2 separate regions of the Mus musculus genome follow, and region 1 is linked to region 2. A link is a contact called in ENCODE Hi-C or POLR2A ChIA-PET data. All regions are on one chromosome and are shown on one strand. The core of a region is the stretch at or near the end of the contact, and the rest is flanking DNA. Distances in the headings are between cores, read along the strand shown.

What was found. A loop is a pair of places that touch in the nucleus more often than their neighbours do. ChIA-PET counts read pairs that join two places held with the same protein, here RNA polymerase II (POLR2A).
Region 1: a map of heart shows a loop between it and region 2 (2.1-fold over the local background). The contact joins the promoter of Mxd1 here to the enhancer-like site in region 2. A Hi-C loop is called at or near these places in 11 of 37 maps with a recorded cell type or tissue (gastrocnemius, heart, left cerebral cortex and 1 more). POLR2A ChIA-PET finds 5 or more read pairs at or near these places in 3 of 5 experiments (Patski and embryonic stem cell).

Annotation. Positions count from the first base shown.
Region 1 is chr6:86,666,973-86,672,743 of GRCm38, reverse strand. It overlaps Mxd1 (MAX dimerization protein 1), which reads left to right and starts at 3,585. Exons shown (of 6, transcript NM_010751.3): 1 at 3,585-3,808; 2 at 4,110-4,206. The coding sequence starts at 3,736.
Region 2 is chr6:86,582,883-86,588,723 of GRCm38, reverse strand. No RefSeq gene overlaps it. Among named protein-coding and RNA genes, the nearest start is that of Gm46963, 19 kb to the left of the region's middle. Within about 2 kb of position 3,968, at least 1 of the 3 ENCODE cell types and tissues checked has a DNase peak (open chromatin) inside an H3K27ac peak, as active enhancers do; it is heart, where a contact is called at or near this core.

The DNA of each region.
Region 1 (5,771 bases), core at 2,336-4,835, 84 kb before region 2:
TTGCTTATACTTCAACAACAGCAGATGGCATTTAGAATGCTTTTGCCTTTGTGAAAAATATTCCATGGATACTAGTACACTTTTATATAAACACATTTTATTATTGATTTATTGAGGCAGGTCTTTCTCTGTAGCCTGGCAGTCCTAGAGCTTAAACTCACAGAGATCTGCTTGCCTGCCCCTGCCTTCCCAGTGAGCACATGTTTATTCTCAATTCCCTGGCCTGTCTATGTAGAAGTAAAAGTGCTGGGCTGATAATGACCTGTTGAAGCTTGTCTGTTCCCTGCAGTGTAGGAGGTGTACCTGCCCTCCATGCCCACCTCTGCTTCCCTTCACCGCACCTAGCACAGCTTAGGTCGACCATGTTTGCCAGCTGGCTCTTTGATTCTGAGAGGTGGGGCTTGCCGTGTTTACTGCTGTCCGTTCCCCCCCCCCCCAGCCCTGTGGAGGGCCTGGTGCCTTTAGAATTGGAATGTAGTGCTGTCAGCTTTCTCACTGAGCCTCTTCTGGTTTTTGTCTTTTGGTTTTGGAAAGTATTTTAGTCATTAACTGAGATAAGACTGATTCCCTTTTTAACAGTTACTGATTTCTAATTGTATGTATGTATAGGTGACTCCTTTTCTGTATGTGTACCATGTGTGTGCAGTCACCAGAAGAGGCATCAGGTCGCCTGGAACTGGAGTTACAGGCTGCTGTAAGCCACCTGGTGTGGATGCTGGGAACTAAACCCAGGTCCTGTGCAAGACCTAGTATAGTATACTGTTAGCCACTGAGCCTGCTCTCCAGCCCTGAGCCCCATTTACACAGAAGTCACGGACCTGGTACCTGCCCCAGTGCCGAGTGCTGGGGGTTATAGCTGTGCTTCACCAGACCCTGCTTTTTCTTTGCCTTAAAAAAAAAAACCAGAGATAATTTTACAGCTGAATTAATATGGAGCCTTGTAGAGCTTTCAGTGCCTGTGTAAGTTAAATCTACCTTGAAAGAGCTCCGATACCCTCTTCTGTGTTCTGTGCAATATAGTATATGGGTGAATATACATTTGTGTATGTGTGCTTGTGTGTGTTTCTCTATTAGAAGTTTTGAAGATTCTAATGTCATGATGAGAGAAGCCATGACATTGAATGTTTAAAGCAACATCAGCAAAGGGTTCATATTAAAACAAAAATGTCCTGTTTGGATATTTGCTACACCAAGAAATGACATAAATTCCTCAAAAACATAGAAGACAAAATTCATCTCATACTGTCTTTATAAACTTGGTTGTGAAGAGAGTTTTAATTCCCACAGCCTAGGCCTTTCAGGCAGTTGAGTGCTGTGGAGGATGAAGTTCTGAGGTGCTCTACAAAGCAGCCCCTTGGGTCCCATATGAGATGAGCTCAGCATTGGCAATGACCTCCACCCAGCTGGAGCCATGGGAGGCCGGGAGCCAGACTGTGGGACTGAGTGACTAGATAGACAACCATGTCATACATACAGTTGGGTTTCTCCATTTAACTACTCAGTTCCTAGTTTTATCTTGCATGCTGAAAAGCACCTTTCTTGTGCTATCACATGCATCATTTGTATTAAACTATTGGCGTAGAGCTGGGGCCCACACATTTTAGAACTCTCATGTTTGGGAGGCAAGGCCTACTTAGCAGTTCATGCTTCCATAGTGACTGACCATGTTGGGTTATAGGAGAGGACTGAGCTGGTTCACCCTTTGTTTTCCACTTACTGCTTCACTGCCAGTAGATGGCGCTAGATACTCTGTTCCTAACTGCAAGTCCTAGTTGGTGTAAGCAATCCTATTCTTGCCACCAAGAAAGGAGATTGCCATATTTCTTAGTCTCTCTGGTGTTTATGTGATTGAGTATTTTTGTTTGGAGTTGAATTTAGACGTGTTTGTGCTTAACTTACTTGCTTTAAATAGTCTCTCTGGCTTGGGTTTCAAACGCTGACCACCCCTTTAAAAAGAAATGTGTGGCTTTTCCGTTAGAGTGACTGTAGGGGTAGAATTATGATCCTGAAATAGGACTGGATTGAAATAAGTTGCTGAGAGCAGAAAGAGAAGACTGAAAAGATGTTATATATTCACAGTAAACTTGGGAGGAAATATGAAAGTGTGGAACCCAAGATGTTAAAATGGCTGAAACAAAGCATTTTATGAATATTAAGTTGGTTACTTTAATAGTTGCATATGATACTTTAATTTTTAACCTTATTTAACAAACAGCATACAATTTTAAAATATTCCAAGTGGTTCTTTTCCACATTCTCATTTCCAAGTTCCATGTCCTCATGAAAAACTGCCTTCAGTGTGTGTGTCAGCATAGAGCCCTTGATTGGATCCTTGAACATACCAGGAACATGGCCTCTCCATCGCACCCAAATCTGTTGTGTGTAATGGCGGTTTGAATTTAGTTCTGTGGCTGTCTGCAGTTCTGGATACCTGCCATTTTGTTGTTGTTATTGTTGTTGGGATCGTTTTGTTTTGTTTCGTCTTGTTTTTGTATAACTATAAGTCAGAGGATTGCCTGGGCAGTTGTGGATGAGATTACAGGGGTTCAGGTCTTTCTCCAAGCCAAGGGGAAACAGGAACGTTATTTGTCTCTGAGCCTCTTTCTTCATGTGCAAATGTAACTAAGGATGACAACCCTCACAGGTTGTCCTGAGGGATGGGAACCCTCTAGGTGGATTACCTGACATATGCATACAGAGAAAGCTAAAACTGTATACTGACAACACTCATACGTTTCATTTTAAACTCCCCTGCTCATTTCAGTTTTCAGACTTCTTACCCATTAGCTTTATTCCTGCCATTTAAATTGAATATGTTGACATTACACTGTAAGTCTCGAATAAGCTCTCATTTCAAAAGTCGCGATGCTCAAGGACCTGTGTTTACAAAGTGAGCTTTCCTGTGGGTGCTGGTGGCCTTGGGGAGAGGCCTGCTCTGAAGTGTTTTCCTCTGGGATGGAAGGGATGGCCTCGGGTTCAGCCTTACTCTATGCACCAGGTCACTCGGTGCGAGTGTGGTATACGGGAGCCGGCTGTTTTCCCCCAACCCCTGGGGTGGGAGCTAGGTGCCACCATCTGCTGAGGTCCCCAGCTAGGCCTGAAGTTCTCCCCGGAGACAGTGGGCAACAGGTCGGCGGCCAGTGGGCGGGGACCCGCCCTGCCCTCCTGCCTTGTAGCCAATCAGCAGCACGGGAGTGGGCCGCTGCTTGGGCAGAGAGGTGACGTCATCGTAGCCGGGAGGTTTCCGAGGATTAGGCCAATGAGGCGCGGGCGCAGCGGCATTCCCTATACTGTACTTGCCCAATACCCGGAGAGCCCAAGGGGGCCCGGCTATCGGCGTAGAGCCAATGGGAGGCAGGCTGAAGCACGAGGCGGAGTTGCGAGTCCTGCAGCCAATGGGGCGTGGGGGGCGGAGCCCGGGCCTTGTCAAGCCCGGCCAACCGGCGGGGGAAGCGGGCTTCTGGGGCGGGGCCGCGGGCACTTCCCCAATCGCGGAGGGCCGGGGGCGGGCCGGGCCGCGGGCGGCCCAATGAGGCACGCCGCCGCCGCGGGCCTGTCAAGGGACGGGGCCGGGGGCGGGCGGCGGCGAGTCGGGATAAACACTCGGCGGTGGCGGCTGGGCTCCTGTCTCCGTGCTGTCCCATCGCTGCCCCTCCTGGCTGGCCAGCGCGGCGGCTCCTCGGTGTTCCCGGCCGGTGGCCCGCGGGCACGGAGAGGCGGCCCGCCGGGTGCAGGATGGCGACAGCCGTCGGGATGAACATCCAGCTGCTGCTGGAGGCGGCCGACTACCTGGAGCGGCGGGAGAGAGGTGCACGGCGGGCTGCGGGCCGGGCGGGCGGCCGCTGGGGTGGTTGGGGCGCGGGCCGGCCGCGAGCGCCAACCCCCGAGCCCGCGCCCCAAAGCCGAGCGCGGGGGGCGGCGAGCAGCTGGAACCTTCCACACCTGCTCCGAACCGAGGGCGTCCACGCCAGGAAAGAGCAGGCATTGTTCTCAGAATTCCGCCTGCCTGCTCCCGCCCGGTGTCCCGGACTCCGACAGACAGACGGACGCGGGGACAGGGTGTCAGTTGCTCTGGGCCCACTTATTAACGGGACCCCTCGGTTTTTTAGAAGCTGAACATGGGTATGCCTCCATGCTGCCATACAGCAAGGACAGAGATGCCTTCAAACGGAGGAACAAGCCCAAGAAGAACAGCACCAGTAGCAGGTAACTGTTCAATGTTCCCCTTCTCTGTAGCTAAAATGACCAAGGCTGATTGTTAGTTGACTTACAGGATTCTAGCCCTACAGATACATTGAGGGTTCAGTAATGTGTTCATGGTGCCAAGCAGTCCTTCTTTTTAAGTTGAGGAAACAGAGGAGAAAAATAGGAATGTCTAACATTTCAGTGTGACTTTTTAAAGCAAGATTAATTCTGCTTTTTACCGTCTGAACAAAGCAAAGCTCTGTGGCTGCTCCAGGCAGGTCTGGCAGCAGGGTTACTGTGTTTGCCTGCTTTACAAGCAAGAGTTTCCTTTAATTCAAAATGTGGCATGGTATCAGTTGATTTTGCTTGTTAATAGAGATTTTATAAATGAAGTATCTGGCCTGACACAGGTGGTAGAAATTTATATTTAATGTGTACATTAAATGCAGTAGTTTGCCTGGTAACCCAATTGTGACCTCTCTTCCTGGTGGCTGAGCAGAGTGATTGAGGGTAGAACCCACTTCTGTGAGAAGATGCATGCTACACTAAGATGTCAGCAAGTTGCAGCCTTTTCCTGTTAGCCTCAGAGATTACCTCATAGCCCTCAAAAGCTGTGAATTTCACCAGTGTTTAGTTAATGGCTGGGAACTCACAGTCCCTGATCCACAATAACATTTCATCTTTGTTACTGTCCCTATGTCCCCCTCCTTGCTCTTAAAATACTAGTTGTAGCTGGGCATGATGGTGCACATCTTTAATCCCAACTCTCAGGAGCACTCAGGCAGGTGGATCTCTGTGATTTGGAGGCCAGCTTGATCTACCTAGGGAATTCCATGTGAGCCAGGGCTACACAGTGAGACCCTGTCTCAGAAAACAAAAACAAAACCACTAACAAGTTGGTAGGAGTCTGTGTATCTTGAGCTATTCAATTATGTCTTTCTGCCTATCAACTAAAATGACATTTTCATCAATTTAGAATCCTCATCCCTCCTTCTCATGAGTAACTCCCACAAGCACTATATGTGTAGCCCCTGTGGCTTAATACAGACCACTACACCCCAGGAGGTTCCCACTCACGCCTCAGATTCACCCACCTTGTCCTTGGTTCACCCCGTTCCTAGTCCTTAGTGTTGTGATCATAGACTGAGCAGCACACTTGGCCACGCTCCTGACTAAAGCACCGGAAGGGTGGACCTGACCTGGTAATTACCTGGTGGGTTTTCCTTGTCTTCTCATCTAGCATAGCCTGGTGGTAGTCAGCAGCACTGTACACAGGCATCGCTGCCTTGAAGGAGCATGCGCACACTGACGTGAGTCAGACAGCAGCATCAGAAAAGGCTCTGCTGCCTTTGTAACAGAAGGACTTCAAAGGCGTGGTGTGCTGTCTGTTGTCTCTGTACTAGTGTATCCCACTTTTGCCGTTATTATCACCACACGTGAGTTGGGAGGAATTGTCCGCCTTACCAGTCTTAGGCTCTAATACCTCAACACTAGTTTTTCCTGCTTTGTGGGAAGGTCGCTAGTGGTGCTGAGGAATGGGGAATAGAAAGGCAGTGCTGAAGTGACTTGGTCCCAGAAGATAATTA
Region 2 (5,841 bases), core at 2,719-5,218:
CAGCTGAGGGAAAGGCAGGGGAGGCCTGAGTAGGAGGTCAGGCGTCTTATCACCTCACACTTGGTATCTGTCGTGACACGTGACACGGCAGTGAGGTGGGGCAGGAACCTTGCCTGATGGGGGAAGCATTAGTTCACACCTGTACAGAAGAGGATGAGCGGAAGAGGGCCTTCTAACTGTGCCCAGGGGTCCCTCTGCAGGGCATCAGGACTAAGACCTCTTCAAGCCTTTTTTTCTCCTCTCTAGCCTAGAGATCATGTATTAGAAGACTCATTCACTTATCTGCTAATAACATTGTTTCTTATGTGTATATGCCACGTAGATTTTCCCTCTTTCTGATGCTCTTTAGGGTTGGCTGTCGTTATGTTAGTAAGAGACTGGAGAGCAATAAAGAAGCACTGCCCACTGTGGTCTTCCTCGCTGACCCTCTCTCCCCTCCCTCCCCTCTCCTCATCCCCTCTGCACCAGCTCCCTGAAACACCCACCTTCCACTTGAAGACAGTGTGGCTCTAGGTGAGCCACCTCTCCCTGAGTCCTGCCCTCTCCTCACTCCCTCCACACACTTCAGCTGGAGGAATTGCAGCACACAGGTGGAGTCCTGATGCCTACCTATGGCATATCTTGGTCATTCCCCAGACTCATCTCTTGGATGTCTAGAATCCCATCATCCAAGAGATTCAAGGTACATGGTTTTTGAAACTCTGTCTCAAAACAAACACACACACACACAAACTCCAAGACTTAAAATCTGGTCTCACCAGATGTCTGTTGAGTCTTCACAGAGTGAGCCTTTGGTGACAGCGTGGCTAAAAGTGAGATGTCAGAAAAGTAAACACCTACAAGGATCGCAAAGGCTGCTCAAGACCCGGGACAGTGACCGATGATGCAGAAGCAGGTCCCCAAAGCTGTTCGAATGTCACCAAGGACAAAAGCGCCGAGCATGGCTGTGATGGCACAGATACAGAGTGCCCAGACCTTCAGTCTCTCTCTAACCTCAGCAAACCTGCTTGGCGTCCATGTTCTTCAGAGCAACTCTAATCCCCATGGTGAGAATCACTCTGTGTGGGCTCCAGACAGACTCAAGAACCATAGTCACCTAATGAGTTCAAAGCTCCCATCCCTGGGGGCCTCTCCTGGTGGCACAGAAAGGCCTGCTTTGGTTGAGATACTCAGACAAGCCCTCCAAAGTCCCCCTTCCAAAAGGATCCACCCTGCTACACCTACCTGGCACTTAAAGTGTCCCTCTAGATCCATGGTTGTCAACCTTCCTAAGGCTTTAGGACCCTTTAATACAGTTCCTCGAGTTGTGGTAAACCCCGACCATAAAATTATCTTGCAGCTACTTCATAACTAATTTTGCTACTGTTATGAATTGTAAATATCTGTGTTTTCTGATGGACATAGTTGACCCTGTGAAAGAGTCCTTTAGCCCCCAAAGGGGCCATGACCCACAGACTGAGAACTGCTACTTTGGAAAACCATCAATATCCTTAATGTGCAGCAAGGAACGGAAAGGGCTGCTGCCATCTGTAGTCGCACAAGAACAGACTGGAGGTGGTCCTGGGACCCCTGTGTCAGGGACTTTGGGGTGGCAATCCCAAGGGTAAGGGAGTGGAGGGGGGATATGGCAGGGTTAGGGGCTTCTGTCTTGAAGCTGTGCTCTCATAGGCAATTTAGATCACAGTATATCCTTCTCTGGTCTCTGAGAGGCTTGAGGGCTAAACTGGTGAAAGAAGTAACTTTATCTAAAGGAACTCACTTTACAACATCTGCTCCCATGATCAGCCACCTGTGCCTCATGATGGGTAGGTAAGAAAAGGCGAAAAGTTTGAAGTTTACGTAAAATCTAAGGGTATGAAAGTTTCTAAGAAAATGTTTGGGGGTCTAAGAAGGTGTTTTGAGGTTGGTAAGATTTTGAGGTTATGAAGGTTAAGGACATGAAAACCTTAGATGGTGACAAGAGTGAGTTAAGGGACACGGGAGGAAGGAAAATGTTTCCGTTCTCTTCCCCTCGCCGTGCTGCTGTTGTAAACGTAGAATGATTCTCTCTGCCTCTCACAGGTCAGACTACAGATAAATACTGTCAATCAACAGCCTGTTTCCCTCCCACCTGCCTATTCCTGAGGGTGGGATCTATTCCTCTTTCCCTGATCCTGGGACCCACCCATCCTCCTCCTCCAACTCCCAAGATCATAGGTCAAAGAGATTCAAATGTACACCCACAGAAAAAGTTTTCTCCCTAACTCCGTAACTTTATCTTCTGCTCTAACAAACTTATTTGTTCCAGCATTCTGCCAAGTCCAGCTGCTTCTCAGACTCAGAGCCTGCGTCAGGACAGCTCCAAAGCAGTTACCCACAAGGGCTCTGGCCAACCTCAAAGGATGCTTCAACTGGGCCTGCACACCCCTAACCCCTGATGCTCCCACAGCCTGGACATGCTTCCTGGACGTCCAGCTTTTTGCCCCGCCCCCAAAGACACCCCATTGTCAGCAGGAAGGAGTCATAGACATCACATTGCCCCATTAGTCATTTATTATTAACAAAAGGCTGGGATCTTTAGATTTAGACCCAGGACCGGGGGCTGAGGTGCATATTTTACACAGCAAAGCAGACCTGGCCTCCAGGTTCTCCCAGCATCCCTCAGTCCCTACGTGGCACAACCTGCTCCCAACCCTGAACTTTCCAGCCCAGGGGCTGGGCTGCCCTTTACCCAGAGGCCCTTCCCTATATAATCCAGACATTTGGGCATCTCTTCTCCTTCTCTCTGTGTGTACACTCTTTCGCTCTCTTCCCCTCTCTCCTCTCCTTTCTCTCTCCCTTTCCATGTCAACTTTCTTGCCTTGGTCCTTGGGGCCAGTAAATACAAGAGCAGCTTCCCAATGAATGGGGGGGGGGGGAATTAAAAAAAAAAATATGGCTTGAATTGGTTCATTTTACCGGTGGCATCTTTTAAAATTACATCAAAGAGTTAGTTATCTGAGGTAGGGGTGGCTGTGTGGCAGGACAGATAGAGATGTGGGGTGCCAAAGACCCCATCAGCCAGTTCCTGACTCTACTGCAATAAGACAAACCCGCTGACTGAAAAGGACAGAATCCAAACACAGGCCAAGCGTTAATAGGAGGCCTTCCAACTCATGACATTCTGCTGGTCGGAGCTAGGGGATACCCACAGGCAACCAGGGATCCTCCGAAGGGATTTTTGGCAGATGATGCAGGCAGAACAGAGGCATAGCAATCCTGTGCTGTTAGTCTGTCACGTGACACAATCCACGTCCTCCTGTCACATGATCTTTGCCTTCCCCCATCTCCCTTCCCTCCCTTGGCTGTTTTGATTTGATTAAAATAGATGCAAACCGTGGTCCTTTCTATTTTTAACAGCCAACCATTACATAATCCACCCTGTAATCGCTGACTCGAAGCACGACTGGCAACGGCAGAAAATCCCTGGAGTTCGTGACAGGAAGGACTGGCCAGCACAAAAACCTCTGCCAACTGCCAGAGGAGTCATACGGGCCCTGGGAAATCCCTCCCCCACGGCCTTGCAGGAACTGCAGCTCTGGGGGAAGGGAGCCCCGGCAGCCTGGCCGGGAGGAGGAGGTATTGAAATGGGCTCAGACTCTAACCGAAGGTGCTGAAGGGGCGCCTTGCCCAGACACCCGTATACTTGATTTTCTTCCTAATGGAGTCTCCAGAGCCATGAACCAACCTTTCCAAACACTAATTCCTGTCCTCTAACAGCTTCTGAAACATTCCTGCAGGATCGGGAGAATGGACACAGAGCCAGGAAGCTGCGTTGTGGGCACAAAGAGCACCCCCGCCCCCTGCAAAGCTCTGAAGATGCTAGTCTGGAACACCACTCAGCTGGTTAAGCGTTTTGCGGCCCACTAGACAGAGGAGGCGTTCTGTGCTCATTGGCAGTGAGTGCATGTTGGCAGCGTGGCACTGCAGGAGGCACAGAGGGGACAGCCTCTCTCCCTGAATTTGCCAATCTTGGCCCCGTCCTAACCTTGTGAATCCAGAGGGGCAGGGCAGTCTAATCTGTAATAACTCATTTAATCAAATCTGCGGAGTGTCACACACTGGGGGTGTTGGGAGAGAACAGAGAGAAAAGTCTGCTACAATACCATCATACGGGATCGGTGGTGACAAGGAGCTGCTGAGGGCATACAGCAGGGGCAGGCAAAGCTGAGGGGTCAGAGGTCATTCTCAGGCGTTCAGGGTCCTCCCACTTCCTGCTTCCTTGACTCCTGTACTTAACCTTTCCAGGGCTTTCCATATGCAGATTCCCTAGGCTCTGCCCGTGTGTCTAAATGACAGCACTCTAAGCCAAAAAGACCTGCTGAGAAGGCTGCAGCCCAGCCCAGCGAGGACTGTGTACAATTTATACATGAACATTTCTGGCTGATGAAAATCCAAATCAAATGGTCATAAGGAAAAAAAGGGAAGGCAGCTGGGCCCACCTCAGGCGCTCAGCAGACAGCAATCGGCATCTAGATCCCTCTCTCAGCCCAACCTCCCTCTGTGTCTGTTTCATCTTGGACATCTTGGTGCAGAGACGGCCATCTACTATGGACCTTATACTCCACCTTAAGAAATAGGGAATATTTCTCAGTAGTTATAACCAAGACCCAGAAAGCTCTGACTCCCCAGCCACTACGCTCCAACTGACGGGTCACATGTTCTTCAAATAAAATGGAAACTGGGTGTGGTGGCACCTGCTTTTAATTCCGGTACCCAGGGCTGATAGATCTCTGTGAGTCTGAGTTTGGGGCTAGCTTGGACTTACACGGCCAGTTCTAGGCCAGCCAAGGCTATGTAAATAGACCCTGTCTCAAAAAAAAAAAAAAAAAAAAAGGCCACCAAGACCTTCCCTGAGACTGGTCCTCAAATGAGAAACAGAGTTCTTTAACTATGACAGGAGGAAGTACACCAAAAAGCCAAAGCCTACGGGTCTTATAGCTCTCAGAGCCTGGAGTAACAGTCACAGGAAGTGACACCGGAGGCTTAGCAAGATGGCTCAGTAGGTAAAGGCACTTGGCACCAAGCTTGGTGACCTGAGTTTGATCCCCGTAGTAAAGGAGAGAACTGACCCCCAAATGTCCTCTGGCCTCTACCACAAGCATACTGTGGCATGTGTATACCCCAACACAGATACACACAAACACAAAAGAAACATATACATTTAATTTTTTAAAATTCTCCATTAACCAGGTCTTTTTCCCTAAGAATACTTGTCAAGTGTGGCCCAGGCTTGCCCCTTGCTTTACTGCACTCACAGGAGCAGTGATGTCTCCTTAGTCTTCAAGTCCCAAGAACTTACTGCTCTTCTCACCCCTTCACCCCGAGGGCCGTAGCTGGGAAGGCTGCCACTCTGGGTCTTTGGCCAGCATCCTGGGCTTCTGTGTAACTCACAGGGATGGAAGGGTGTGACCAAGACCTTTCTGTGTGGCATCTGAACTAGAACTGGCTTTCTTTGGTCAGAAAGGATTGTTAGCAGGGAAACCTGACTATACATCTGAACACTAGGATGGCAGCAATCGGGTGTGAGCTGCAGGCATGTCCTTGGGCATGTTCTTAAAGCTGATGACCCCTTATCCCAAGTGCATGAGAAGTCCCAATGGCTCCTGCTGGAGTTCTGACTGCCTAGCTCACTTCATAAGAGTGATCTCTCCCCTCTGCACTAAGCAGCCCCAGACTGGGATTCAGCTCTCTTCATGCTTTATCAAAAATAACACACACACACACACACACACACACACACACACAAACTCACACAAAATATCATGTGCTTGGGGCTGGAGAGCTGGCTCAGTAGTTCAGAGCACTTGCTGCTTTTCCAAA